Linked DNA regions of Homo sapiens: region 2 is linked to region 1. A link is a contact called in ENCODE Hi-C data. All regions are on one chromosome and are shown on one strand. Each heading gives the region's core, a stretch centred on a gene start or an enhancer-like site at or near the end of the contact. The rest is flanking DNA. Distances are from core to core; before and after follow the strand shown. Region 1 holds the start of ATP5F1C (ATP synthase F1 subunit gamma). Region 2 holds the start of PHYH (phytanoyl-CoA 2-hydroxylase).

Region 1 (6,421 bases), core at 1,789-4,288:
CTTGGGAGGCTGAGGCAGGAGGAGGATTGCTTGAGCTGGGAAGGTCAAGGTTGCAGTGAGCCATGATCGCGCCACTGTACACGAGCCTGGGCTACCAATTGAGACCTTGTCTCAAAAAAAAAAAAAAAAATCATATTCCTCCCTGCAAATGTTTAACCTGAAATTAATCTATCAAGATCACCTACAAAGTATTCTTTCTCCCCAAAATGTTTAATCTAACCCAATCAAAGCTTTTAGATATAATTTCCAGTTGACAGAAACTACGAGTTAGAAGGCAAAAGACAACCAGAGGAAACAAGTCAACATATATGGGATGCTACAGGACAACAGCCTGGCCTCCTCTCTTCAACAAGTCAATGTCAAGAAAAAGACGGCTGGGCGCAGTGGTTCACACCTGTAATCCCAGCACCTTGGGAGGCCGAGGCAGGTGAATTACCTGAGGTCGGGAGTTTGAGACCAGCCTGGCCAACGTGGCAAAACTTCGCCTCTACCAAAAATACAAACATTAGCCAGGTGTGGTGCCAGGCACCTGTAATCCCAGCCTGTAAAGTAGCTGGGACAGCTACTTGGGAGGCTGAGGCATGAGAATCACTTGAACCCGGGAGGCAAAGGTTGCAGTGAGCTGAGATCGCATCACTGCACTCCAGCCTGTGAGACAGGTGAGACTCTGTCTAGAAAAAAAAAAAAAAGAAAAAGGGGTGGAGGGAAAATGGGTTATATTCTAAATTCAGAATATAGAGAAAATTAAATTTGGAGAAAACTAAAAGTCCTAATAACTCAGAGCACAGAGGACTTTTTGGGCAGTTAAACTATTTTGTGAGATTTTATAATGGTGAATACGTATCATTATGCATTTGTCAAAACCCATAGGATGTACAACACCAAGAGTGAACCCTAATGTAAACTATGGATTCTGGATGATACTGATGTGTCAATGTAGTTTCATCCATGGTAACAAATATAACACCTCGTTGCAGGATGTTGATGATGAGGGAGACTGGAGAGGGGAGCGGAGGTCCTAATAACCAAACCTATAACAGTCTATTGCTTTTGATCGAATCTTGATTTCAAGGAGCAGTTGGAGGACAACTGAGGAAGTGTGAATGTGTATTAGATGATAAAGAGGAACTTCTATTAATTGTGTTATGTTGATGACATATACTATGGTTATATAGAAAAGTATCCTGAAATTTTAGAGATGCCTATTTAAGTATTTAAAGGTGAAATATCCTGATATTGGTATTTACCTTAAAATATTTTTTAAAAAGTAAATACGGCAAAATTACTTAAAGTGTTAAGTCTGGGTGTTACAGACTGCATGTCTGCGTCCCCTCAAAGTTCATATATTGAACCCTAACCCCCAAGGGAATGGAATTAAAAGGTGGGCCTTTGGAGATGACTGGATTTAGATGAGGTCACAAGGGTAGAGCCTGCATGATGAACAGGGTGGGACCGTATCTCAAAAAAAAAAAGAGGAAGAGAAGTTTCTATTAGAGCTTGCTCTATCTGCTTTGTGAGGATAGAGGCAGTTTCGCAAACCAAGAAGAGGACCCTCACTAGAATCTGACCATGCCAGCACCTTGATCTTGAACTTCCCAGCCTCCAGAACTGTGAGAAATAAATTTCTGTCATTTAAACCACCCAGTCTACTGCACTTTATATGGCAGTCCAAGCAGACTAAGACATTAGATAATGCATATACAGGTATTCCTTAATAGAACTAAAGAGAGTAACTGTATCAATATTAGTATGAGTCCTACCTAAAATACCTCTTCCTTCACTTGCAGAAACACTGGATTAGATTATTCCAATTGCCTCAGTGTTCTTCCACCCTTACCCAATCCAGTCCAATCTCCGGAGAAAAATATGATCACATCACTAGCCTGCACAGCATTCAATCAACCACCTCTTTAATGGGGAAAAGTGTAAATTCCATAGTGTAGCCATATAAGGCTTTTCGAGATCTGCCCAGACTCCTTGAGCCACTCTATATATACTTCACTCATTTAAAACTCAGCGACAATCCTACAAGTAGGTGAAATTATTATTCCCTCTTTACAGATAAGTAAAGGGGAATATAAGTAAATAACTTGCCCAAGACCACACGGTTGGTAAGTGGCCCTGCTTGACTTTAAATTTTGACAGTCTGATATATCCATAAACCAGATAAATCCATAATTTTAACCACAATATTATTCTGTGCCCGGTACAGTGTAGGTGCTCAATAAATGCTTGCTAGATGAGTAGTGTGGAAGAGCTTAGCTCTCCTTTTTCACCTGATCCCAAAAGAGGAGTGAATCCTAACCACCCTGTTTCTCTTAAGAGTCAAGTCAAGTAAGAGCTGATGACTGTTACTGGCATTGCCCGGGCGTCTAGTATTGCAGTATCCCCGCCCCTGTGAGGGGTGCAAAACCTTTTCTGATTTCATTTCTTTGGTGGTGGGGATCGGACTGGGGAGGAATGAGGGGTCGCAGAACACAGGCTGCCCGCTGGGCCCGGGGGCTGCGGGGAGGGACGGCTCTCGTGCGCTGAGTAGTTGACTCGCCCACTGCAGACCTCAGAAGCCTCACGACCCGGACCCCGGGAGCCCCAGCCCCGCGCCCTCAGCCCCGCGTCCAGGACCTGATCCTGGATTGCCAGGGGCCCTCCTGGGAAGACGGGGCCACTCCGGGCCCACTCACCTCGTCCCGGCACTGCTTCTGGCACATCTGGCAATACCAGCGTAGCTTCTGCAGCCCCTTGGACTTGATCCTGTTGGCGATAGCCTTGGGAGTAAGAAAATCCGACTTCCCCATGGCGACCACGGCAGCGATCACTTTCTGGACCCCAGTACTCAGCCAGCCGGAAACGGAACCGGGCTGGCGGCGGTGGGCGGGACAAATCCCAGCTGAGAGGCGGAAGGAGGTGGGGCCTGGGAAGACTGGGTTGCAACGGTCGCGAGACTCCCCTCGCCGTAGCGCGAAGAAACGAGACTGAAGAAGAGAGCAAGGTGGGAGGGGCGCGCTGGGGAGCTTCGGCGCATGCGCGCTGAGGCCTGCCTGACCGACCTTCAGCAGGGCTGTGGCTACCATGTTCTCTCGCGCGGGTGTCGCTGGGCTGTCGGCCTGGACCTTGCAGCCGCAATGGTATGGCAGCTTGCGGGAAGATCGGCAGGACCGCAAGGGATGGAAGAGCTTGGGCACGGGGCAGGGAGGAGGAGATGGGCGCGGGGGCAGATGTGGGGTCGCAGGGCCTAGCTGGGCCCCTGGCCCGTCGGAGGCGCCGGGTAGCGGGGGCTGCAGGAAGCGGCTCTGAGGTCGGGCAAGGTGTGCGCAGGGCCGGGCTCCGGCGGAGCAAGGTCCCGCCCGGTTCCCTGAGGTCGGAGGGCCACCTGGGACCTCGGGACTGCGGCCTGAGTCCAAATTGACGTCTGGGCGGTCTTGAGTTCCCTCAGCTAATCAGCACTTCCTGAGCTTCCACTTCCACTGCAAGCCAGGCCCCCAGTCTCAGGGCCTGCAAGGTGACGGGAGCCTGAGCAATAGCCCAGGGGAAGGTTAAGTCGTGCTTTTTGTCCTTGACGCCCTTTGAAACCCTGTAGTGCTGGACAGAGTGACCCTTTAAGATTCGATCGAGTCAGAGAGCGCGGCCGTCGAGCACCTCCCGTGTTGCAGACGCTTTGCTGGGTGCTGCAACAGCAAAGGCGAACATCCTAGATGCCTCTGAGGGTGGTTTTGGTGCAGAAGGGACCGTACAGATCTGTCTGAGGGCGGGGAAGGGAAGGACACCTAGCACTACCTTGAAACCACTTGCTGAAACCGTAACCCTGCAAGGTCATGAAATTGCCCCCAGGTCCTGGGGGAGGAGTTCGGTGGGCTTTTAAGTGGCATTTGTTAACTGACATGCAACTAAAGGGTGCCACGAGCCTCGAGAATTTTAAACATTAGTTCCGGGTAGGGGGACCTGGGCTGGGGGAAGTGCATATTAGAAGGCCCGGGAATGGGCAGGTAAAAGTTGGTTTGTGGGTGGTGCTGTTCAGTTTTGAAGCTTGACGGAATCTGGAAGAATTCCAGACACGCTGCTAAGGGGATTCTAGGCTGTGTCGTAGCAATTCCCTGCTCTTAACAGTGTGGAGGATTTCTAAGGCGCTACAGTGCTAAACTAGATTTTCGTATCCTAATTTATATGAAGGGACCATAAAGCATTAGTTGAAATAAATAGGTTTTTCATTAAGCAAATAACTGATAGTAATATACGAGATTTTCAGAATGATATCTGATGTGAATTAGCCACATAAAATTTTTGGTGGCTTGGCCTTGGAAGTCAGATTTTTTTTTCTCTAATATGGAAAAAGAACATTCATGGGAATTAAAAGGTCACTGTAGTTGAATTCTCAGTTGTATAGATTGTCCCACTTGTTAACCACTCAGCAGACATTAGCTGAGTGCTTCCACTCCACCCGGTGGTACTTGGAAAGTGCCCAAATGTGATGGTGAGCAAATAGATAAGGTCTCAGTCAGTTTCCTGGGACAGTGCCTGGCATGCAGTGGTGCTCTGCGAACATCAGCTCTCCTGGCCTTACCTTCTTGCCACGCATTAATGTTATCTGTCAGTATTTTTACAACCTTAGTTTCTAAGTTGATCTTTAAAAAAGTGGAAATAGTTTCTGAAACAAAGACAATATTTTACAAAAAATTTTAGAAATATCTTTTTTTAAAGCACCTGTAAGATAATTTGAAGCTCTTTTAGTGAAGGATTGTTTTAAATAAGAGCTCTCAGTTCAAGACAACTACTGTTAGGAGCTTAAATCGGAACCACAATCAGCATATAAAGGTCCTAATCCTGACCTTAATCCCTTTGGAATATTGGTTTTATAAATCATCAATCAACAGTGTTCCACTATGAAAGCATATTCTGTCTTCTTCTTTTCATGTATTCCTTCACTGCTGGTGCTTAATGTCTTTCCTTCCTCTTCTGCCATTTCTCTTTCCATGAATTATAATTGCCTTTTGAATTCAGAAATTAAAACCACTCCACAGAATTAATTTGGAAGGGGAAGAAAAGACCTTTGTCTTAACGAACCATGAAGAGGCATATTTCCATGCTTCTGTCTTGATTACTGGAAGTTTTTTAAAGTACAATTTGTTATTTTAGTTTTTGTTTTCAGAGAGGCTACCATGCTAACATAAAAACATTAGGCTTACTTAAATTCACAGTGGTTATTTTAATAGTTGTTAGGGTATCGGCAAAATACTCTAACGTTTTGAAAATTAAACCTTTTTTTTAAAGCAGCATATAAGAAAATGGAAATTAAAAATTTGAGAGAAAGAATCCCGGATTTTACTGTCTTCAAATTTGGGAAAAACATTTCTATTTCTTAGAGTTCAGTAGTCTCTAAAATGGAACTGTTTTTTAATAACGTGTCAGTAGTCATAAACTACAGATACCGATAAGGAGATGGCATTTCAGGAGAGAAAAGACAAATTGTCATCTGAGACCATGAGGGCAGATATTTACTAATAAATGTAAAAAATGTGAGGCAGCAGAGTGTAGTACTGTATGAAGAGAGAGACTCTGTAGCCAGCCCTGAAGGGCTGCATTCAGACGGCAGGGATTGAATTCTGATTGCCACTTAGCAGCTCTGTGACCTTGGGCAGGTTACTCAGTGTCTGTCCCACCAGTTCCTCATCTGTCAAATATATGCAATAAAAGTGCACAATTCAGTGGGTTAGTGTGAGGATTAGAGTATTTGCAAAGCATGTAGGACAATGGGGGAAATGCTGATAGGGATCCAAATGCTGTATATCAGTAGAGAAATGAAGAGTTTTTAAGTACAGTTTCTACATCAAATGTAATGTAAGAAGATTGCTTGGACTTGCGAAAAGAGGAAAAGAAGATGCAGTCGGGCTAGGCGCAGTGGCTCACGTCTGTAATCCCAGCATTTTGAGAGGCCGAGGCGGGCGGATCACAAGGTCAGGAGATCAAGACCATACTGGCCAACATGGTGAAACCCTGTCTGTACTAAAAATACAAAAATTACCCAGACGTGGTGGTACGCACCTGTAGTCCCAGCTACTCGGGAGGCTGAGGCAGGAGAATTGCTTGAACCCGGGAGGCGGAGGTTGCAGTGAGCTGAGATCGTGCCACTGCATTTCAGCCTGGCGACACAGTGAGACTCCATCTCAAAAACAAAAAAAAAAAGATGATGCAGTCATGGGTGTGGGTTAGGTAAGTGTGAAGGAGTCAGTTTTTGCTGGTGGCAGGTAATGGACTTTTACACGCTTAATATCAGAATTAGAGTCACTTCATAATTTTCGTTGAGAATTAGCCAATATTGCTTGCTTTTTAAGTTTTTATGTATCTTAATATACTCCTTAAAAATCTCTCAAACAATAGTTTCTTGGAAGGGTGTCATTCCTGACTCCCTCCTCCACTGCCTTCGTCA
Region 2 (5,654 bases), core at 2,681-5,180, 5.5 Mb after region 1:
CTCCAGCCTGGGCGACAGAGCCAGACTCCGTCTCAAAAAACAAAAACAAAGACAAAAACAAGAACCTAGGAAACGTTCATGCTCTTCAATTCAGCATTTCTAAGACCAAGGAAATAATCTGAAAACTTACGCTTTATGTCACCAAAACAAGTGCATTAGTGGGCCGGGCACAGTGGCTCATGCCTGTAATCCCAGCTTTTTGGGAGGCTGAGGCAGGTGGATCACCTGAGGTCGGGAGTTCGAGACCAGCCTGACTCACATGATGAAACCCCATCTCTACTAAAAATACAAAAATTAGCGTGCCTGTAATCCCAGCTACTCAAGAGGATGAGGCAGGAGAATCGCTAGAACCTGTGGGGGTGGAGATTGCAGTGAGCCAGGATTGCACCAGTGCACTCCAGCCTGGGTGACAGAGCAAGGCTCCATCTCAGAAAAAAAAAAAAAAAAAAAAGTGCATTAGTGGAAGAAAAATTAACTAGTGACACTATGTTCACTCAGTGGAATATGACTCAGACATTAAAAATTAAGGCCATATAATAGTATGGATGGCGGGCACAGTGGCTCATGCCTGTAATCCTAGCTTTGGGAGGCTGAGGTGGGCGGATCACGAGGTCAGATCGGGACCATCCTGGCTAACACGGTGAAACCCGCCTCTACTAAAAATGCAAAAAATTAGCCCGGCATGGTGTCTGGCGCCTGTAGTCCAGCTACTGGAGAGGCTGAGGCAGGAGAATGGCGTGAACCCGGGAGGCGGAGCTTGCAGTGAAGCAAGATGGCACCACTGCACTCCAGCCTGGGCGACAGAGCCAGACTCGGTCTCAAAATAAAATAAAATATAATAAAATATAATAAAATAAAAAATAGTATGGACAATGCTTATTATAATAAAATATTATTACAATTATGTAAAACCAAGACACTATATGAAAAAAAGAAAAGCCTGCAAAGAAATACACCAAAGCAATTTTTAACAGTGATTGCCTTTAGAAATGGAATTAGGGATGATTTTTTAAAATTCCTTCTATTTCTCTGATGTTTCTGTAATGAATACATATGATTTTTCAGATGGGAAACAAATTCAATAAATTGTATATTTTTAACTGTCCAGTTGATGCATTCCAAGAAGGTAAAGTAACAAAATCCAAATAAATGTACAGCATACCCATAAACTCAAATCACCCAACCTATTCCTTAAGATCGGAATTGTGGTTGTATGAGAATATTTAGGAAGGTCAAGATCTTCCCCTTTAAAGGTGATTTAAGATAAACCAAAGATGCTAGCTAATATGTCCATATAACCAAATACAAGCTAATTTGTTTTGTTTTGTTTTGTTTTTTGAGATGGAGTCTGGCTCTATCACCCAGGCTGGAGTTCAGTGGCGTGATCTCAGCTCACTGCAACCTTGACTTCCAAGGTTCAAGCGATTCTCCCACTTCAGCCTCCTGAGTAGCTGGGATTATAGGTGCACACCACCATGCCCAGCTAATTTTTGTATTTTTTCATTTTGTAGAGGTGGGGTTTGTAGAGATGTTGGCCAGGCTGGTCTCGAACTCCTGACCTCAAGTGATCCACCTGCCTTGGCCTCCCAAAGTGCTGGGATTACAGGCATGAGCCACGGTGCCCGGCCACAAGTTAATTTAAATGAGATGTTTAACTGAATTTTTAAAAGTCAGATTATAAGGCTGGTGTGATGGCTCAGGCTGCAATCCCAGCACTTTGGGAGGCCAAGGCAGGAGGATTGCTTTAGCCCAGGAGTTCAACACCAGCCTGGGCAACATAGGAAGGGCCCGTCTCTATTAAAAATAAATAAATAAATGTCGGATTATGTATTTTCTGGTATTTTTCCTTCTTTCTGAATCTTAAAATACATACAGAAAATTAGTCGGTCTCCAAAATTTTCCACAAGTGCACTAATTAGAATAAGTCCTGGAAACAGAGGATTTGTATAATAAAATTCTAATCAGGTAACATATTATGTGGTATATCTTCATTACCACTCAAGAAACTTTTATATACATAATATATTTCAAAATCAAAACTCAAACTACTTACTGGAATTGTTGAGGATGGAAACTGGCAGAGGAAATAGTCCCTGAAGTGGGATGAGCTACCTAGGATGTGAATTAAGGCAAATAAAGTAAAATATAGAAGGCCAGGCACGGTGGCTCATGCCTGTAATTCCAGCACTTTGGGAGGCTGAGGCAGGAGGATTACTTGAGCTCAGGAGTTCGAGACCAGCCTGGCCAACATGGTGAAACCCCATCTCTACTAAAAATACAAATTAGGCCGGGGGCGGTGGCTCACGTTTGTAATCCTAGCACTTTGGGAGGCCGAGGCGGATGGATCACCTGAGGTCGGGATTTCGAGACCAGCCTGACCAATATGGTGAAACCCCATCTCTACTAAAAATACAAAAATTAGCCAGGCGTGGTGGCGTTCATTTGTAATCCCAGCTACTGGAGAGGCTAAGACAGGAGAATTGCTTGAACCTGGGAGGTGGAGATTGCAGTGAGCTGAGATCAGGCCACTGCATTCCAGCCTGGGCAACAGAGAGAGACTCCATCTCAGAAAAAAAACTACCACCACTACTACTACTACTACTACTACTACTACTACTACTACTACTACTGCTACTACTACTACTACTAATAATAATAATACAAATTACACTTGGGAGGCTGAGGCAGGGGAATGGCTTGAACCTGGGAGGCGGAGGTTGCAGTGGGCCGACATTGCAGAGTGCGGCACTGCACTCCAGCCTGACCACAGAGCAAGACTCCGTCTCAAAAATAATAATAATAATAATAATAATAATAATAATAATAATAATAACAACAATAACAACAACAACATAAATTCGCCTGGCATCGTGGCGCAACCCTGTAGTCCCAACTACTTAGGAGGCTGAGGTGGAAGGATCTCTTGAGCCCAGGAGTGAGCCGAGATCGTACCACTACTGCACTCCAGCCTGGGTGACAGAGTGAGGCCCTGTTTCAAAAAAAAAAAAAAACCAAAAAAGCAAAACCCTAGAAATTCCTTTTAAAGATCTCCTTTCTATCCGGTAACTGCAGAGAGTTGACATAGAATTGCATTGTTTCTTTAGCTTAATCGGTTACTTTCGGAATGTCACTCTCATCAATTAACATGTTATCCTTTCTTTCTCTCTGTTTCTCTCTTTTGGAACGCACTGGCCATCACGGCTCACTGTAACCCTGGACTCCTGGCCTTGGCCCCCAGAAGAGCCGAGACAACAGGCAAGGCGTGTGCCGCCGCGCCAGTCCTCACCCGCTGTCCTTCCCCAAATAGTGTCTTTATATAACTCAGTGGCAATGCCGTAGTCCAGCAGGGAGGCCGCCCTGGGCAGCGCCTGCCTGGCCAGCTCCTGCCCGGGAGGGCACCGTCCTCTCCCCTCCGGAGAGGTCCCGGTCACTGCCTGCCTGGGCCGGTTCCAGGCAGCCCTGCGCGCCTGTGCACCGTGCGCCTGTGATTGGACATCTCTGGGTCTCTGGACAGCTGCCGGGGTCACGCGCCGCCGGTGAAACGACGTCTCCACAAAGAGAGGAGCAGAGGCCCCCAGGGATCCCGGAGGGCAGGGCAACGCGGCAATTGCCCCGACCCCAGGGCGGCCGCGCGTGTCCTCGGGGGACGCAGCCTCTTCCCCGCTCCCCGGCTCCTGGAAGAGACGCGACCCAGGCGGGGACGCGGCGCTGAGCGAGGAGGCGCTGGGGCTGCGAAGCGTGCGACCCCGAGGCCTCCACCCGGACCAGGGCCACCACTCAGGCGGCGGCGCCGGCGCCGGATCCAGCCCGAGCCCCGCGCAGCCCAAAGGATACGACAGCCCCGGCCGAGGGGCGGCCGAGGTGGCCCAGAACAATCTGCAGACGGGCGGCGGCGCGAAGCTGCTCCATGGCTGCGGCGCGGGGAACCCCCACCCCTCCCGGCCTCTGCCCCATTTAGCCCAGCGGGCGGCTCCGCCTCCAGGCGCCGCCCCGGACTGGACGTAAGCGGGATTCCGGGCGGTGCCAGCTCGCGGGCCGGGCTGCTGGGGAGCCCTAGTCCGCTAGAGTCCGCGCGCCGGGCAACCGCCCGGGGCTGAAGTCCTCCCCACACCATGATCCTTCCGTCCTTTATTTTCTTTCTTTTTAAAAAGAAACAAGATCTTGCTCTGTCGCCCAGGCTGGAGTGCAGTGCGCGATCATAGCTCACTGCAGCCTTGAACTCTTGGGCTAATTTTTATTTTTTGTAGAGATGGGGTCTCGCTACGTTGCCCAGGTGGGTCTCAAACTCCCCCCGCCTCCCGTCTCGACCTCCCAAAGTGCTGGGACTACAGGCGTGAGTCATTACCCCTGCCCCGCACCCTGTTTCTGTTCCATCACCAGGACCCTCCCTGCCGCACCGAAGCTCGGGGGCCCAGTGACCAGGCCGAGGTCACACAGTGACAAGTGGCTGGGCTGGGACCTCACTCACTCTCCTAACGTCATGGCTTCCATCTGTTTAACCCTACGTGACTGCTCCTTCCACTGACAGCTGAAAGAATAAAATCTCCGATTTAAACAAAAAGTTTGCCGGGCGCGGTGGCTCACGCCTGTAATCCCAGCACTTTGGGAGGCCAAGGCAGGCGGATCACGGGGTCAGGAGTTCGAGACCAGCCTGGCCAACTTGGTGAAAACCCGTCTCTACTAAAGATACAAAAATTAGCTGAGTGTTGTGGCGCACGCCTGTAATCCCAGCTACTGGGGAGGCTGAGGCAAGAGAATCACTTGCAACCGGGAGGCGGAGGATGCAGTCAGCGAGATGGCGCCACTGCATTCCAGCCTGGGTGACAGGGCAAGACTCCGTCTCTAAACAAACAAACAAACAAACAAACAGGTTTTTAGCCGGGTGCGGTGGCTCACGCCCGTAACTCCAACACTTTGGGAGGCCGAGGCAGGAGGATCGCTTGAGCTCAGGATCGCTATAGATCGAAAGCAGCCTGGGTAACATAGTGAGAACACCTGATCTACAAAAAAATTAGCCGGGCGTCGTGGCGGGCGCCTGTAGTCCCAGCTACTCAGGAGGCTGAGGCAGGAGAACGGTGTAAACCCAGGAGGCGGACCTTGCAGTGAGCGAGATGGCGCCACCGCACTCCAGCCTGGGCGACAGAGCAAGACTCCGTCTCAAAAAAAATAAAAAATAAATCAATAAATTAAATAAATAAAAATTCCAGACATTGTATGAGGAAGCATTGCAAAACTTTCTGTTCTGTTAGCTGTTGCCTGTAGCCCCCAGTCATGTTCCCCACGCTTGCTCGATCTCTCACTAAACTTTCACGTAGACCCTTAGAGTTACAAGCCCTTAAAAGGGCCAAGAATTTCTTTTTCAGGGACCTCGGTTGCAAGTCTGCCGAAGTTCCCGGCCTAATACAGCCCTTCTTTAATCCGGTGTCTGAGTTTTGTCTGCGGCTCGTCCTGCTGCAGGAGGATCACCTGAGCCCGGGAGTTTGAAGTTGCAGTGAGCCCAGATCGTGCCTCTGCACTCCAGCCTGGGCGACAGAGTGAGGCCATGTCCAAAAAACACAAAAACAAAAAACAAACAAAACTCCAAAACATCAATGAAGTTTTGAAAATAAAAATAAAAAAATAAAAATGCTAAGATGCATCCCTAAAAGTCATAT

What was found. A loop is a pair of places that touch in the nucleus more often than their neighbours do. Pooled maps may share reads with other maps.
Region 2: a loop to region 1 is called in a map of CD8-positive, alpha-beta T cell, with 11 times the contacts of the local background. The contact joins the promoter of PHYH here to the promoter of ATP5F1C in region 1. A Hi-C loop is called at or near these places in 2 of 168 maps with a recorded cell type or tissue (CD8-positive, alpha-beta T cell and naive thymus-derived CD4-positive, alpha-beta T cell) and 6 of 50 pooled maps.

The regions. Positions count from the first base shown.
Region 1 is chr10:7,785,139-7,791,559 of GRCh38, forward strand. It overlaps ATP5F1C (ATP synthase F1 subunit gamma), which reads left to right and starts at 3,039. Exons shown (of 10, transcript NM_001001973.3): 1 at 3,039-3,125. The coding sequence starts at 3,070. KIN (Kin17 DNA and RNA binding protein) reads right to left here and starts at 2,855. Exons shown (of 13, transcript NM_012311.4): 1 at 2,682-2,855. The coding sequence starts at 2,795. RefSeq lists enhancers at 2,808-3,127, 3,580-4,123.
Region 2 is chr10:13,296,134-13,301,787 of GRCh38, forward strand. It overlaps PHYH (phytanoyl-CoA 2-hydroxylase), which reads right to left and starts at 3,931. Exons shown (of 9, transcript NM_006214.4): 1 at 3,835-3,931; 2 at 2,054-2,112. The coding sequence starts at 3,909. It overlaps LOC124902377 (a long non-coding RNA gene), which reads left to right and starts at 4,056. Exons shown (of 2, transcript XR_007062056.1): 1 at 4,056-4,273. RefSeq lists enhancers at 2,921-3,541, 4,118-4,257, 5,633-5,654 and a silencer at 3,518-3,937.